2 separate regions of the Homo sapiens genome follow, and region 2 is linked to region 1. A link is a loop called in an ENCODE intact Hi-C map of the cell type or tissue named here. Cell type or tissue: A673. All regions are shown on one strand. Links, peaks and the distances in the headings refer to the core of each region. The heading gives the core; the rest is flanking DNA.

Region 1 (8,338 bases), core at 16-8,015:
TCAGGTGATCCGCCCATCCCAGCCTCCCAAAGTGCTGGGATTACAAGCATGAGCCACCATGCCCGGCCAGCCTTCTGTAATTTTTTAAATCCAGGGCATGTACTAGTTTGATAATTTTTTTAAGAGTGCATTTAGAAAAATACAAATGTGGCTAAGATATTAGCTGCTTTCGTACCTTCACAAGCTGACACTTCTGGTCTCACATCAGCCAGTCCTCAGATATCAGCTTCTTCACTGGTTTTCGTGAAAAAAACAATCACTCCAAATTTGGTGATTTATTACACCATGCACATGTTTCACATTACACGCAATGAATTGTTACATTTAGGTTTTCCTAAAAGTAATGTTTAAATCACTTATCAAACTATTACATGCACTTGAGTTTTGAAATTCAAAAACTATAAACAGCTTACAGTGAAAAGCAATTGCCTCACCCTACCTGCTTTCTATTCCTACTCCATTCTCCAGGGTCAGTCTCTTTTAATGCTTTTCAACTAATGCTTCTTCTGGTGGTGTTTACTTTTAAAATCCTCCATTTGAAAGTTCTTGTGGCTAGGCATAGTGGCTCATGCCTGGAATCCCAAAACTTTGGGAGGCAAAGACAGGCAAATCGCTTGAGCCCAGGAGTTCCAGACTAGCCTAGACAACATGGCAAAAACCCATTGCTACAAAAAAATACAAAAAAATTAGCCAGGCATGGTGATCCGTGGCTGTAGTCCCAGCTACTACAGAGGCTAAAGTGGGAGGATCCCTTGAGCACAGGAGGTTGAGGCTGCAGTGAGCTGGGATTGTGCCACTGCACTCCAGCCTGGGCAAAAGAGTGAGACTGTCTCAAAAAAAAAAAAAAAAAAAAAAAAAAAAAATTCTCTCCTCCCAAGTCTCCTAAGTCTCTTCTCTGTGTCCTTCAATTTTCCTTCCAGCCCCAGTCCATAGCCTCCTGTTTGCCTCCATAACAGTAACTCATGCAGAGGTTCCTCTGGTTCTCTGAGTCCCAGGACAGCTCCCACCTCAGCCTGGAGGCCTCCACTTCAGCTCCTGAACAAGCTGGTCAAAGCTACTCCTCTTCAAAGGCTTGGATTTCCCCACAAGAAATTTTACACCTGCTGCTCATATAAAAGAAAGTGTCTCCTTATTTTATACAAATAAGTAAAATATAGAGTAATACAATCAATAATGAAAGTACAGTATTTTTAGTATCAAGAAATATATACCAAGAAAGAATGTCTAACGCTAAGGAAATCAGGAAACACATTCAAGAGGGAAGAAATAATTTAGGAAATAGAGAAGCCTTTTCAGATAGATAGAAAGACCTAGAAATAGTAAAAATCACATAGTGTATTAGGACAACCTTATTTTTGGAGAATAAAATTAAAGAGGAGAAGATGTGAGAAATGAGCCTTAAAAAGTTAATGTAAACCAGATGGTTCTTATACACAAATCTAAGGACCTGGACTTGAGCCCACAGTCCAAGAGTTAAACACTTAAATACCTGTAAATACCAAATAGATCATGGAAATTAGCAAAATGAGATCATATGAATGAGAAGAAGAATAGAAAGTATAGAATCCTGTGAAAAACAGGGGAAATCATGTCCTTCCAAAGAGAACAATGTAATTATTCTTATGCAAAAATGTAAGGCTGGCATTACCAGAGCTTCTGGGTTTTTTGTTTGTTTGTTTGTTTTTAATAAGAGCAGGCTATCTAGATTTCCTGTCAAATTTCCCAGTTGGCAACTATTACATGTTTTTCCAGGCTCACAGTTTATGGAGGAAAAAGTGTGTCTGTGTGTATTACACACACACACACACACACACACACACACACACAATTTTTTAAGTAAACTACGCACACATATATACATTTTTTAAGTAAACTAGCTTCAGCTTGTTTTAACCAACAGACCTCAAGTTTTCACCTCTCCCAAAACCAACAGGGAAAAAACATTACAACATTTTAAGACAGGGAAAGCTATGGTCAGTGTTAAAGATCACTCTGGCAGCAGGCTGTAGGATGGATTGAGTGTGGGGGGAGAAATTGAGTGTAGAGAGATGAGTTGGAAGGCTCTTGCAATCTACTGTTGGTAGTAGATGTGCTGACAGTCCAAACTGGGACTGTCCATTTTATTTTATAATCAATTATTATTTGTCAGTCCAAAGAGGTAAAATGGCATTGAGCATTTCTTACCAGACTTCAACCACAAAGGATCACTATGAACTTCCTTATTTCTGTAAATTCTGGGTGTTACATAGACTTTCAGAGATAGCCTGAATTTATCTCTTCATTACACTCCGTAACTTCCATTTTCTTTTCATAAATGCATGTCAGTAGTAATAAAAAGAAAGATTATACAGCTAGCTTTAGAAAGTCAGCTGGTTGAACCTCTACCCACTGCTTCTCTATTATATCAGTTTTAGAAGTAAACAGAGACATTTTCTGCAAATGGTTCCCATGTGCTCACATCTCTGAATGTAAAATAAACAGTGCAGGTCATGAAAACAGAGTGTTTTAAACAGAGAATTCCAACTGGGAAATTTGTCTAAACATGAACTTTATTTTTACAGTCATTTAAAGATGTCTTTAATCTACCTATTAAATTAACTTTTAAAAAGTATAAAATGGGGAAAGAAAAATAGAGGAGAGAGAGAGCTTATTCATCTATCCATCTGTTTTTCCATAACACTAAATACTTCCATTTCTAGGTGCTAAAGTATATAAATATGATATATATACAATTTTCAACACATAATTATTGCATCTAAGCAACAGATACAGAGAAAATTTTAGTTACTATCAGCATATTTGTAAGATTTTTCTGAACCAAATCTTTGCAAGACAGATCAAATGCCATCTTAGTTTTATGTTCCAACCAATTCAAGCAGTGAGAAAAAATGTCCCTAGTTCCATAGACAGGATCTGTCAGGTGCTAGCCAGGCTTAGCCCAGTCCTATTCCATGAGTTCACAGGATATCCCTGGGCATCGAGCCAATCCCACTTGTCCCCAGAATGCAAAGGAAATGAGATACTACATTAATATGTCATTTTGTGCCAGTCGGGCTTTGAAGATAGTCCAGGCTTCAGTGATATTATCAGCCATTTGCAGCCCTGACCAGCACAGGAAGAAGTCAAAACTCACATGCAGGAAGGGGAGCCAGGGCCTGCTTTCCCACCAAGCCCTGGGCTCTGGGCTTTGTTCTCACTATTTCCAAGCCTTCTTTTTTTTTTTCTATAAAGATATGTATGGATATGACCTTTCACCAGAGACCCTATGCTCATTGCTGTAAAATTCCCTTTCTCCATGGGGATAAAAATCAGCACTCATACCCACCGTGTGTTTTGGGTAAGTTTGTTCCTATTTCTCTCTATGGAGCTTCAAAGAGGGTATAGCTCCTTCTGAGATTAGAGTAAAGGGAAAGCTAAATTCCTGGGAATTCTTCTGGAACTGTGACAAAGAGAGATATGTTCCAGATATCCTGAGTTGAAAAGTGAAATACATTTTCTCATAGAAACGATCATTAGCTTCCCAGGCAAGTTCATAAAATCCTATTTAATCCATGGCATTCTTAGAATATTTCAGAAATTCCTATGCAATTCATCTACTCTGTTCTCATTTTTTCCCAGCTTGTTTTTCCTAGCTGACTAGTACGGATATGATCCTCCTTTGCCATATTCTCCAACCTTCTCCCTTCAAATTTACAAAGTCCTGTATGTGTTTTGTGTAATCTACTAGATACTAAAAACCTACATATGTTCAATTGATGAGTCTTGCAGTTGCAGTTGCCTACCCCACCTCAGGTCATTGACAGAGTATGGATATGTTTCACAGCTCTTTCTTTTCCTTCTGTGCTAATGACCTTTAGCTTTCATGGAAAGCATGGAAAAGTTTAGGGCCTCTTATTAAAATGGTGAATCTGCCAGAGACAGGCTCATTTCTAAATGAAATTTTTATGTGATATATATTGCTTAATGGGAAAAGAATAGATGGTTTATTAGTTGGGGGCGAGAAAACTGCTCACTACGCGGGGAAAAACAAATCACTCTTCTGAATCTTAAGATTACCCTTTCCTTGCATTTGAAGAGAAGAGGGGAAAAACAGGAAGAGAAGTACACTGAACTCTTGAAATGTACAGACTGGACAATTTTGATAGAGCTTGTCAGTGTTGGTGTGTGGGCAGGTGGCCCACTGCACAATCCACACATGGCACATGGTCCACCTTTGATGGGTGAATTCTCTATAAGCTTCAGCTTGGCTCCCATTTGCTGCCTCAGGACAGCCACCAGTGAAACTCACCAGGTTCCTGATACCCACCTCATTTCTCTCCACCCTCCAGCAGAGGGCTTATCACCCCATAACTCTAATCTCCTGTAAACTCTAATCCCATAACCCAGATGTCCTCCTCTCCTCTCCCCAAGGCCACAGATGAGGCAATCTCATTCTTCCTCAAGTTTCTTGCTAATTATATAGCTATAGTATAATGTGCCTAGATTCTTTCAGTTCCTTTCTTTTGGCTCTCAAAATCCTGTTTGGAAGAAAAAATAAGAAAAAAAAAAAAAAAGGTAGAGTGCGCAGTGGCTAATGCCTGTAATCCCAGCACTTAGGCCGAGGCAGGAGAATTGTGTGAGCCCAGGAGTTTGAGCCTCGCACCACTGCACCTCACTGGACAAGACCCACTGGCCTGGGACCCTAGCGCAGCCAGCCCCGCCTAACTCTTAGGTGGGGGGCAACTCTCCACTTCCCTGGGCCACGGCTCCTAGAGGATGCAGGCAGGCCACCATTTTTGCTGCTCTGCCATCCTCTCTCCTGTTGCCCCCCAGGTTCCTGAGGGAAGCTGTGATTAGGAACTAAGACAGGCCTCCAGCACAGCAGCGCTTCGTGGAAAAGCTGCCAGACTGTTTTCCATGGGGTGACAGCCCTTGCTCCTCCTCACTGGGCAGGGCCTCCCAACCTGGGCCCCCGCACGACCAGCCTGAACTAGGGAAGGAACAAAGGGCCTGCTCGCTACTCTGGAACCTCGAGCGAGCGCATGGCAGCCACCATGCAGAGAGAAGCCCAGTCTCTCTTCCCTGAGAGCCCCCACCCCCACTCTTCACCAGGCAGGGCCCCCAGCTCTGGACCACAGAGCAGCCGCCCCACCCCCGGCTGAGCACACCCATTTTGCTGGGGGCTCTGAGTTTCCCTGGAGAGGGGGGGCGGTCCCAAAGGCAACCGACAGCCCCTCTGTCGCAGCCACTGCATCGGTTCTGCCCTTGCTGCCCTTGGACTGGAGAAGGAACAGAGCCTGGAAATTTTACTGGCGCCTCCAGCACGCCACAGTCACCGCAGAGAGAGGGGCCCAGTCTCCTTTCCTGTGAGCCCTCGGCCCCCACTCTTCACCAAGCAGGGCCGGCTCAGGCCAGCAGCGCAGCCGTCTCACCCCCTGGCTGAACATTCCCATTAGCAGCAGCTCTGCGCATCTCCAAGATAGAGAGCTCCCAGAGACAACCAGAAGCCCGTCTCTCACTGCCACCGCAGCGGTCCTGCCCTTGCTGCCTTCAGATTGGGAAAGGAACAAAAACCCTGAGTGCTTTACCCACACTTCCAGCACACCACAGCCGTCCTAAGGAGAAGAGGCCAGTCTGTCTCTCCTGTGAGCCATCGGCCCCCCTGTTCACCACCAGGCCGGGCCCCTTGGCTTAGGCCCACAACCCAGCCACCTCACCCTCGGCCAATCCCGCTGATTGGGAGCGGCTCGGCATTTCTCTGGGATGGATCCCCAAGAGACAAGTGAAAGGACCTCTTCCACAGCCACCGCCAAGATCCCTTCCCCTGCTTCCTCCAAGCTGTGGAGGGAACATAAAGCCTGAGCTCGGCTCAGGACTTCAGTGTGCAGCCCGGGAGTGGCAAGCCGAGATCTGCAGCCAGAATCGAGGAGTAGAGGAGCCCAAACATTGGGAGTGCTGAGAGGGAGTACAACTACAAACACAAGGAAATACAGAGGACCCACATGGCTGAGCAAGAGCCTACCTAATTGGCCATTACACTTAAGCGCCATCTGCTGGATCACAGCCCAAATTTCAACACCAAAAACGTTTTGCTAATACATCCTCCTGTGAAACCAAAGATAAGAATTCACCTGTTAATACAAATAAAGACCCTGCACAAAGCCTCGGCCCTCTGAAAACATCCAGAAAACTGACTGTACTCAAATTACAGCACAGATAAAGGAACTTCAGCCCAGATGAGAAAGAACCAGTGCGAGAACTCTGGCAACTCAAAAAGACAAGAGTGTCTTCTTTCCTCCAAATGATGGCACTGGTTCCCCAGCAAGGGTTCTTTAACAGATTGAAATGGATGAAATGACAGAGCCAGAATTCAGAATATAAATAGGATTGAATATCATCAAGACTGGGGAGAAAGTCAAAACCCAATTCAAGGAATCTAAGGATTGCAGTAAAACAATCCAGGAGCTGAAAAATGAAATGGCTTTTATAAGAAAAAACCAAACTGATCTAATAGAGCCAAAAAACGCATTACAGAAATTATATAATACAATCACAAGTATTAACAGCAGAACAGACCAACCTGAGGAAAGAATCTTAGAGCTTGAAGACTGATTCTCAAAAATAACTGTCAGAAAAAAGGTATAAAGAAGAATAAACAAAAACTACAAGAAATATGGGATTATGTAAAGAGAGAAAACCTATGACTCACTGGCATCCCTGAAAGAGAGGAAGAGAAAACAAACAACTTGGAAAACGTATTTGAGGATATCATCCAGGAAAATTTCCCCAGCCTCGACAGAGAGACCAACATTCAAATTCAGGAAATGCAGAGAAATGACCATCTCCAAGACACATAATCATCAGATTATCCAAGGTAAACATGAAAGAAAAAATATTAAAGGCACCTAGAGAGAAGAGGCAGGTCACCTGCGACGGGAAATACATCAGGTTAACCGTGGATTTTTCTGCAGAATCTCTACAAGCCAGAAGAGATTGGGGGCCTATACTCAGCATTCCTTAAAAAAAGAAATTACAACTAAGAATTTCATAAACCGACAAATTAAGCTTCATGAGCGAAGGAGAAATAAGATCATTTTCAGAGAAGCAAATGTCAAGGGGATTCATTACCATTGCCTTACAAGAGGTACCTAAGAAGGTGCTAAATCTGAAAACAAAAGACCTTCACCAGCCACTACAAAAACACACTTAAGTACAGAGACCACTGACACTATAATGCAACCAAAGCAACCATACAATCAAGTCTGCATAGTAACCAGCTAACAATAAGATAGCAGCATCAAATCTACACGTCAATATTGACCTTAAACGTAAGTTGGCTAAATGTCCCAGTTAAAAGACACAGAGTGGCAAGTTGGATAAAGAAGCAAAACCCAACTCTACGCTGTCTTTAAGAGATCCATCTCACATGCAATGACACCATAAGCTTAAAGTAAAAGGATGGAGAGAAACCTACCAAGCAAACAGTAAACAGAAAAAAGCAGAGGTTGCTATTCTAATTTCAGATGAAATAGACTTTAAACCAATAATGATCAAAAAAAGATGAAAAGAGCATTACATAATGGTAAAGAGTTCAATTCAATAATAAGACCTAAGTATCCTAAACATATATGCACCCAGCCCAGGAGTACCCAGAATCATAAAACAAGTTCTTAGAGACCTATGAAGAGATTTAGATAACCACATAATAATACTGAGAGACTTCAACACCCCACTGACAGTATTAAACAGGTTATTGAGGCAGAAGGCTAAAAAGAAATACAGGACCTCAACTTGACATTTGACCAAATGGGCCTAATAGATATCTACAGAACTCACCACCCAAAACCAACAAAATATACATTCTTCTCATCTGCATGTGGCTTATACTCTAAAATTGACCACAGAATTGTCCATAAAGTGATCATCAGCAAAATTAAAAAATCATACCAAACACACTCTCAGACCACAGGGCAATAAAAATAGAAATCAACACTAAGAAAATTGGTCGGCCGGGCACGGTGGCTCAAGCCTGTAATCCCAGCACTTTGGGAGGCCAAGGCGGGTGGATCACAAGATCAGGAGATCGAGACCATCCTTGCTAACATGGTGAAACCCCGTCTCTACTAAAAAATACAAAAAAAAATTAGCCGGGCGTGGTGGCAGGCTCCTGTAGTCCCAACTACTCGGGAGGCTGAGATGGGAGAATGGCGTGAACCCGGGAGGCAGAGCTTGCAGTGAGCCAAGATCGCGCCACTGCACTCCAGCCTGGGCGACAGAGCAAGACTCGGTCTCAAAAAAAAAAAAAAAAAAAGAAAAGAAAATTGGTCAAAACTATATAATTACATGTAAGTTAAACAAC
Region 2 (8,338 bases), core at 289-8,288, 55 kb before region 1:
CATTTGCTCCATAGCATAAGTAAACAAGGCCTGTTCATGCAGATTCCTCTCTTGTGACCCTGTGCCTTTGGAAATAAGAATGCTCCTTTTCTCCAGGTATAGAGAAGATACCTCTCCCATGAGGGGCTTATGACCTGCTTCAGAGGAACATCAGAAAATCCTTCCTGGGTTTTATAACCTGCTCCATGGGAGAAAGGTAAGAGCAGAATGGGAGGAGATCAGAGTGACCTTCCTACTTCTGCCATTTTCTCCAAGACCCTCAGTTTAAAATATTCAATATCGCAAGGTACCATATTTTGGGGTAGAGTGTCTTGAACCCCATTCTCACCATGGCTTTAACTATTTCTGCCAAAATTAATTTGGTTTCCTTAGAAATCTCAAACTGCTGATCCTTTAGAAAAGCTACAGGAGACATATTGCAGAGTTTAGGGCATATCCAAGATGAGACTAAAATATAAAATCAGACCCTGTAGTAAGTTCTATGAGAAATGTATGGCCTCTTTAAGGTGTGTGTTTGAAAGATGATGAATCTTCAAATAGAGTAACTTAATACTAACTCATACCATTTCTCCCAAAGGGCATTCAAGATCAAGAAAATTGCAGGCTCGCTTCTAACTTATTCTAAGATAATTTCCCTAACGCATGCTCTTCCAAGAGCAGAGAAACTCAATTAGGCTAAAGAAACTCAGTTAGGCTGCTAATTAAATCTGTCCCCCAAAGTTGAAGCAAAGAACATGAAGTTACAATTTTACATATACCATGTACCTCCCAGCACCTAAAACATTTTCACATTTGTCAAAGACATATTTACATAGAATCAACTACAAATAAAGAAGTATTCCTTTTTCTTATTTAGAACAGGACTCCAGAATTAAAAATAAGACTCTCCCAGGAACCATGACACACCAAAAAAAATGGGAAGGAAACTAAGACTTAAGAGTCAAATCAAATTATTCCACGATCACTTGAAAACTCAGGCAATTTCAACAGGCTGAGATTGTTTTCTATAAAGGAAACATATGTTATCCATACAAATTTTTTCATTAAACCCCAAAGTCACATCTGTAGCATTTGCTGCTTATAAAAATTCTGCATATGGAAAGAAGATTTAAAGCCACTGAACTTGCAATTCAATGTATGTGCACATAGACATGTGCATATGATTTCCTGGGTGTGTAACTTTAAGCAGCATGTAAAAGGCCTTTGCATGTCTTGTTCTGGTTCGCTTTGTTCAATGTTAAATGATAACAAGATTCAGAGCAACAGTTTCATGCCTGAGTTTATACTTTAACAGGATTTCTTATTTTCTCTAGCCACACACGATAGGAGAAAATTTAATTTGGCCTTCAAATTCTAGGCATGAGGCACTACTGGTTTCGTTTACCTCTCAAATAAACGGCACCACCAAAAAGTTAATTATCTGCCAATCATTCTGTAGGAAAGGACTGGGCTTCTTAATACCTTCCAAGATAGAAGGGAAAGACCCACAGGACTTAAAAGTCCAGTAGCTTCACCACTTAGCAGGCGGCTCTGTGATTTCACTCCTAATGATCCTAAATGAAATAAATATTAAATGGAAATAAAGATTTCTTGCCTGACTGTCCTATAGGTTTGTTGTAGGAGAAGAAATGAGAAAATGAATGTTCAACACTCAGGGAGCACAGGATGTCTGCTAGGCACTGGGGAAGCAGTGATGAATAAGACACGGCCCTGCCATGTAGATTTGTAAAGACCTTCCTAAACTGCAAAGTGCAATATAAATGAATGGCATCATCATCAACCATTTGCCCTGTGCAAGGATAGCATCCCTCCCCCAGCAACAGCTATATTATTATTATAATATAATAATATTATATATTATTGTATATACTATATAATATTATATTATATATTATATATAATATACTATAATATATTATTGTATATTATATAATTATATATTATATATAATTATATTATATATTATATATTATTATATTCTATATTATATATAATATATTATATTATATATTATGTATATATAATTATATATAATATAATAATATATATTGTTATATATAATACAATAATATATATTGTTATATATAATACAATAATATATTATATATTGTTATATATAATATAATATTATATTATATATTATTATATATTATAATATTATATTATATATTATTATATATAATAATATTATATTGTATATTATTATATTATTATATATTATATAATAATATATTATATTATACATTATATATTATATAATATATATTATATTTATATATTATATATGTGATATATATTATATATATCACATATAATATATATGTCATTATAATATATATTTATATAATATATTGTATATCATTATAATAATATATTATATAAATATATATTATATATACTATAAAAATATATAACATATTATATATACTATAATATGATTATATTATTATAATATTATATTTATATATATCTCTCTCTCAAGCCCAGAAAGACATTAAAATCAGACAGCAATCACACTCTACTCCCCACTTTGAGCTGTGTATTCATCTCTTGAAACTGCTTGTTGTTGCCACAGTAGATGTAAATTAGCCTAATAATGCCACACCAGACACTTATAACCCACCCTATAGCTTAACCATGGATAGCCAATCACAAATCAATATTATTTCTGTAAACCAGTGAAAATATCTGACAAAAAACTTTGTATCAGTTGTCCGCTGATACGCTCCCTGTCCCCTTTTTGCCTTTAGAAACTTACTTGTAACAAAGGCCAAAGGAAGCTCATGTCCAAGGTTATGTGGCTCTGAGCCTTCTGGGCAACTGTCCTCACTTTGGGTCTAGTAGACTATTTAAATTATCATTTGGGCCTCAGCTTCTTCCTTTTGGGCCAACACTACTCTATTCAAAATTGCAAACCCCCTAGCATTTCCCCTCTTTTCCTATCTTTCACTATTCCTTTATTTCCTTCTGACTTACTATATATTTCACATATTTGTTCATTGTCTCTCTCACCCACTGCAACATACGCTCCCTGATGGCAGGTGGTTTTGTCTGTTTTGTTTGTTCCTGGATGTATCCCCAGTATCTAGAATTGTGCACTCAATAGTCTGCCCCTGAGTAAATGAATCCATCTAAGTCAAAAGAACAGATTGGATCCATATGATGAAATTAGGGGGCCGGGTGCAGTGGCTCATGCCTGCAATCTCAACACTTTGGGAGGCCAAGGCAGCCTGAGGTCAGGAGTTCAAGACCAGCCTGACCAATATGGTGAAACCCTGTCTCTAGTAAAAAATACAAAAAATTAGCTGGGCGTAGTGGCAGGTACCTGTACTCAGGAGGCTGAGGTAGGGAATCACTCGAACCAAGGAGGCGGAGGTTGCAGTGAGCCGAGATCTCGCCATTGCACTCCAGCCTGGGTAACAGAGCAAGATTCTGTCAAAAAAAAAAAAAGAAAGAAAGGCAGAGAGAGAGAGAGAGAGAGAGGAAAGAGAGAAAGAGAGAAAAAAAGAAAGAGAGAAAGAGAGAGAGGGAGGGAAGGAGGAAGGAAGGAAGGAAGGAAGGAAGGAAGGAAGGAAGGAAGGAAGGAAGGAAGGAAGGAAGGAATAAATTAGGGGAAGACTCTATCCTGTTCATAAACATCATTTTTTCTCAGCCAAGCTTTTGATCAGAGCAAGATATCTGACTATTCAAATTTGCTCTTTACAAGAAAAACTGCAGTTCTTGATTCCTATGTAATTGCTTATGGGTGTATTCAGGTGACAGGATAAGCAAACAGTAAAAGAAACCTAATAATTATTACCACCTTGACAGAGAGCCAATTTGCTTCTGTATGGAAGTTCTTAGTCCCTGGGAACATTGAGGAACAAAGCATAATTTCCACAACCTAAATTTGTACTTTCTATGTACTAATAGTCTAGGAACAGACACACGGTAACAGTAAAATTTTCTCTTTTTTTTTTTTTTTTTGATAGGATCTTACTCTGTTGTGCAGGCTGGAGTGCAGCGGCATAATCACTGCTCACTACAGCCTGGATCTCCCAGGCTCAAGCTCTTCTCTGGCTTCATCCTTCCAAGTAGCTAGGACTACAGGCACATGCCACCACCTCTGGCTAATTTTTTTGTTTGTTTGTTTGTTTTGTAGAGAGTGTCTCACTATGTTGCCCAGGCTTGTCTCAAATTCCTGTGCTCAAGTGGTCCTCCCAAAGTTCTGGGATTACATGTTTGAGGCACTGCACCCAGCAAAATGTTCTGATTCCATCTTGAATTAGTGTAACAATAACAGTTAACATTTATAGAGCATTTATTATGCACTAAACATTCTTCTAAGCATTTTACCCATATTAACTCATTTTATCTTCATAATGACCCTACACTGTCATACAATTATTATGGTCAGTTTACAGGTGAAGTTGACTGAGGCACGGAGTAGGAGCTCTACATAGCAGAGCAATTAAGAGGACATTCTGGAGCCAGACACCAATGCCCCCCAGCTGGGAAGTGAGGGGTCATGACTTGAACCTCAGGGGGTCTGGATGCAGAGTCTGCACCTTTGCATTTTCCTGGAAAAGTCGCACATCTTCATTCTCTGTGAGGAAACCAGTATTGCAGCAGCGACCAGCAAACCTCGGGAATCAATTCCACCTGGATTAGTATTCCAGCCCCACCACTCATTGATTAGATGACCTTCAGCAAATTAATTAACCTCCCTGAGATTGTTTCTTCATATAAAATACAGACTATAGTAACATATACCTCATAGAGTTATTAAAAGCACGTCAGTGAGAGAATCTATGTAAAGCACTTAGCATAATTTCTGGCAGCCAATGATACATAGCAATTTAGTCCATTCTGTAGGGTCAGACTGCCCAGACTGGAATCCCAGCTATGCTATTCAGCTCTGCCATCTTGGGCAAGCTAACTATCTCCTCTGTACCTCTCTCCTAATCTATAAAAAAGCAGGGGAGGGAATATTCCTATCAACTCACAGAGTTATGACCATTTAGATCGTTATTCTTTACAACATGCTTAGAACAGCACCTAACACATTATGAATTCTCAATGATTTTATTATGTTAACTACCCATGCCATTCCTCCCTTTCCCCAACATATTCCAAGCCAGCTTTTTATACTGCACACAGCCAGATTGTTACACACTTAATAGGACATTAACATTAACATTTTCATAGATATCCCAAGAAATAACAATTGTAAAACTTCAAAGAGAGGTGCCATGTGACCATAGCCAAAATTTACAAATGCAGGTCCAAAAACTGGTTCCCAAACTCTTGGCCCTGCCCTTCTCTTCTCCACCCTTAGAAGTCTTTGCCTCTGGAATATAGAAGGATTGAGGTGGAGAAATAGAAAATCTGTAATGAGACTTATTTGGAACCCTGTTCACCCTGTGAGGTACTTCCATCTTCACCTCAAGCTCAATGTGGGGCTTCCAAGGGACCACTCAGAGGGTAGGAAATGTCTTGTGAGCCACCGGAGATGTGTGTCCAACTTGTGTCTCGGGAAATAACGCAGCCGGTAGCAGCAGGACAGAGGCTGTTGCACCCGAATAGGAGGGGCCTACATGCCCGGAGTTTGCCAAGGTGAAGATGTGTACAGGTCTCCTGGGGATCCCTGGGGACCAAGGGCCAGAGAAGGTGGACTTGGAGCCATTTTAATTCCCAACCAAGGGGACCACCTAGGAGGACAAGGTGCTTCCAACAGGGTAAGTCTGTAAGGAATGCTGTGCTGTGAGGACCAGCAGCAGAGGGGCATCAGCAAGCCAGAGGGGAGGCATCATCCTCATCTACAGGCTACCACGTGAAATGCATGGGCACTCGCTGGGCTCACAAAAGTGTCACAAGGAAGAAAGACAGCTTTAAACATCTGTCAAGCCTGGAGAGGGTGACGCCATCCAGGCACAGAAAGCACTCACCATCTCCTGGGGTCAAAATGGCATCTAGAGAGTGGAAGAGAAGAATGGAGAGCCACAGAAGAACTCGCCTAGGCCTCCCCTTCAGAGACTCCTGGCTCCCTCGCACATGCTCCAGACCATCTAAGGTTGGGGAAGGAACTCTTAAGAACCCCTGCTGGAAGGTGGAGGGGGAGTGGTCTTATCTTTGAATGAAGATTTAAGTGTTAATTAATATATTAAACTCGACATTTTTATTTGTTTTTTGTTTGTTCATTTGTTTGTTTTCTGAAACAGGGTTTCACTCTATCGCCCAAGTTGGAGTGCAGTGGCATGATTTCTGCTCACTGCAGCCTCGAACTCCTCAGCTCAGGTGATCCTCCCACCTCAGCTGAGACCACAGGCACATGCAACCATGCCCAGATAATTTTTTTATTTTTTGCAAAGACAGGGGTCTCACTACGTTGTCCAAGCTGGTCTTGAACTCTGGGTCTAAAGCAATCCTCCCACCTCTGCCTCCCAAAGTGCTGGGATTATAGGCATGAGCCACCACACCCAGAATAAACTGGACATTTTTAAATACTAAATTGGGACTGAGTGTATGCAAATTAATGTCGCAGAACCAAACTGAGTTCATTTGCCTACAGTAATGGAAAGTCAAACATCAAAGCACCAGGCTTTTGCAAAGAGAAAGATTTATTGTGTGTTGACTAGCAAGGAGACAAGAGGAAATGCTCAAATCTGTCTCCCTGAGCTGAGGGCTGGGGCAAGTTTTATAGACAGAGGGCAATGAGGTGTGATCTGATTGGATCTTACGGTGAGGTGATGGCAGTAGGCATAAGGGACTGGATCCTGCCATGGGGTGGCACCAGGGCTCCTGCCAGACGATGTCCACTTCTTAATACAGTCCCCACTCCTCGGTCTGAGCGCTCAGGTTCTACTAGTGGTTACACGCTGGTTTCTCTGGGCATGCTCAGATTATATGACCTTCAACTGGGAGCAGGGGGCATGGCAACTGAAAAACAACTCACAACTGTACATAAAAGTTGAAACAGATTGGTCTGATGCAGCTGCACTGAAGCAGAACGGTCAACTTACTACGAGCAAGCAGAAAAGTCATGGGCCTGCCTGGGTCTTCATCCCAAAGCAAGGGGTTCTTATCCCACTGAATAAATTATACAGGGTGATAGAAGACAACAATAAATTTTTATTGTGCTGACATCTAACCTATTTTACTTATTCAACATCCAAGCTATTTATAGGCACCATTTGCCTCCTGTGCCCCAGCACTGCCCCCCTTCAGACTGAACCCCCTTCAGACTGAGGAATGCCCCTGTAACCCTCATCCTATCTCCATGCTCCCAACCTCCCATTTTTACCCATCCCCAGGAGATCCTAGACTCACCTCATGCCATCTCCACCACAAAGCTCTAGCCCCTTTAGCCTTCCACTGTTCCAGCACAGGTCATCTGTGCAAGCATCATTGTCTTTGCATGCATCCATTCTTCTGATTACAATGTCCTTTCCTCTGTTCTACACCTATTTAAGAAAGGCATCTCCCTAAGGGACACTTTTCCAAGCTTCTCCAGATACATTTAGCACCTGCCTCATCTGCCTCCCAATGGCATGTCGTATGTGACTCCATTCCAGTACTTTTTATACTGCACTGGGTAGTGTGACTGCCTCACTGGGCTTAGGCTCCCTAAGGGCAAGGCCTTATTCTTCTAGGTAGACTCACTAACTAGCACCAGTAGGTTTACAGAATGGGAGAAAATACTTGCAAACTATGCACCTGACAAAGGACTAATATCCTGAATCTATAAGAAACATAAACAAATCAACAAGAAAAAAAATTAACCCCATTAGAAAGTGGGTAAAGGACATGAACAGACTCTTCACAAAAGATGACATACAAGCAGCCAACAAATATATGATAAAGGCTCTCGACCTCACTAGTCATTGGAGAAATGCAACTCAAAACCGCAATGAAATATAATCTCACACCATTCAAATGACTATTATTAAAAAAATAAAAAAAAAGATGTTCATAAATCTGTGGAGAAAAGGGAATGTTTATATGCTGTTGGTGGGAACATAAAATAATTCAGCCATTATGAAAAGCAGTTTGGAGATTTTTCAAAGAGCTAAAAATAGAACTACCATTTGACCCAGCAATCACATTACTGGATATATACCAGTAAAATAAACCATTCTGCCAAAAAGACACATGCACTCATACATTCACTGCAGCACTATTCACAATAGTAAACACACGGAATCAAGCTAGGTGCCCATTCATGGTAGACCAGACAAAGAAACTGTGGCATATATACACCAATAGAATACTATACAGCCAAAAAAAAAAAAAAAGAATAAAATCATGTCCTTTGCAGGAACATGAATGCAGCTGGAGGCAATTATCCTAAGTGATTAAT

What was found. Peaks named below come from ENCODE experiments on the same cell type or tissue, not always from the same donor. Only the 100,000 strongest peaks of a DNase experiment are listed, where the experiment ranks them.
Region 2: a loop joins it to region 1, with 2.5 times the contacts of the local background. A loop is called at or near these places in 4 of 110 quality-filtered maps.

What each region holds. Positions count from the first base shown.
Region 1 is chr12:19,570,722-19,579,059 of GRCh38, reverse strand. All of the region lies in intron 3 of LOC101928387 (a long non-coding RNA gene), which reads right to left. Among named protein-coding and RNA genes, the nearest start is that of AEBP2, 140 kb to the right of the region's middle. RefSeq lists an enhancer at 5,826-5,915. In A673, for the core only: CTCF peaks have their summits at 4,335 and 6,054 (motif pointing left); DNase peaks (open chromatin) are centred at 2,989 and 5,999; H3K27ac peaks cover 4,542 bases.
Region 2 is chr12:19,626,164-19,634,501 of GRCh38, reverse strand. The region is part of intron 3 of LOC101928387 (a long non-coding RNA gene); the gene reads right to left. Among named protein-coding and RNA genes, the nearest start is that of AEBP2, 190 kb to the right of the region's middle. RefSeq lists an enhancer at 5,798-6,298. In A673, for the core only: no CTCF peak of the experiment used is centred there; DNase peaks (open chromatin) are centred at 1,281, 1,651, 3,131 and 3,761; H3K27ac peaks cover 6,092 bases.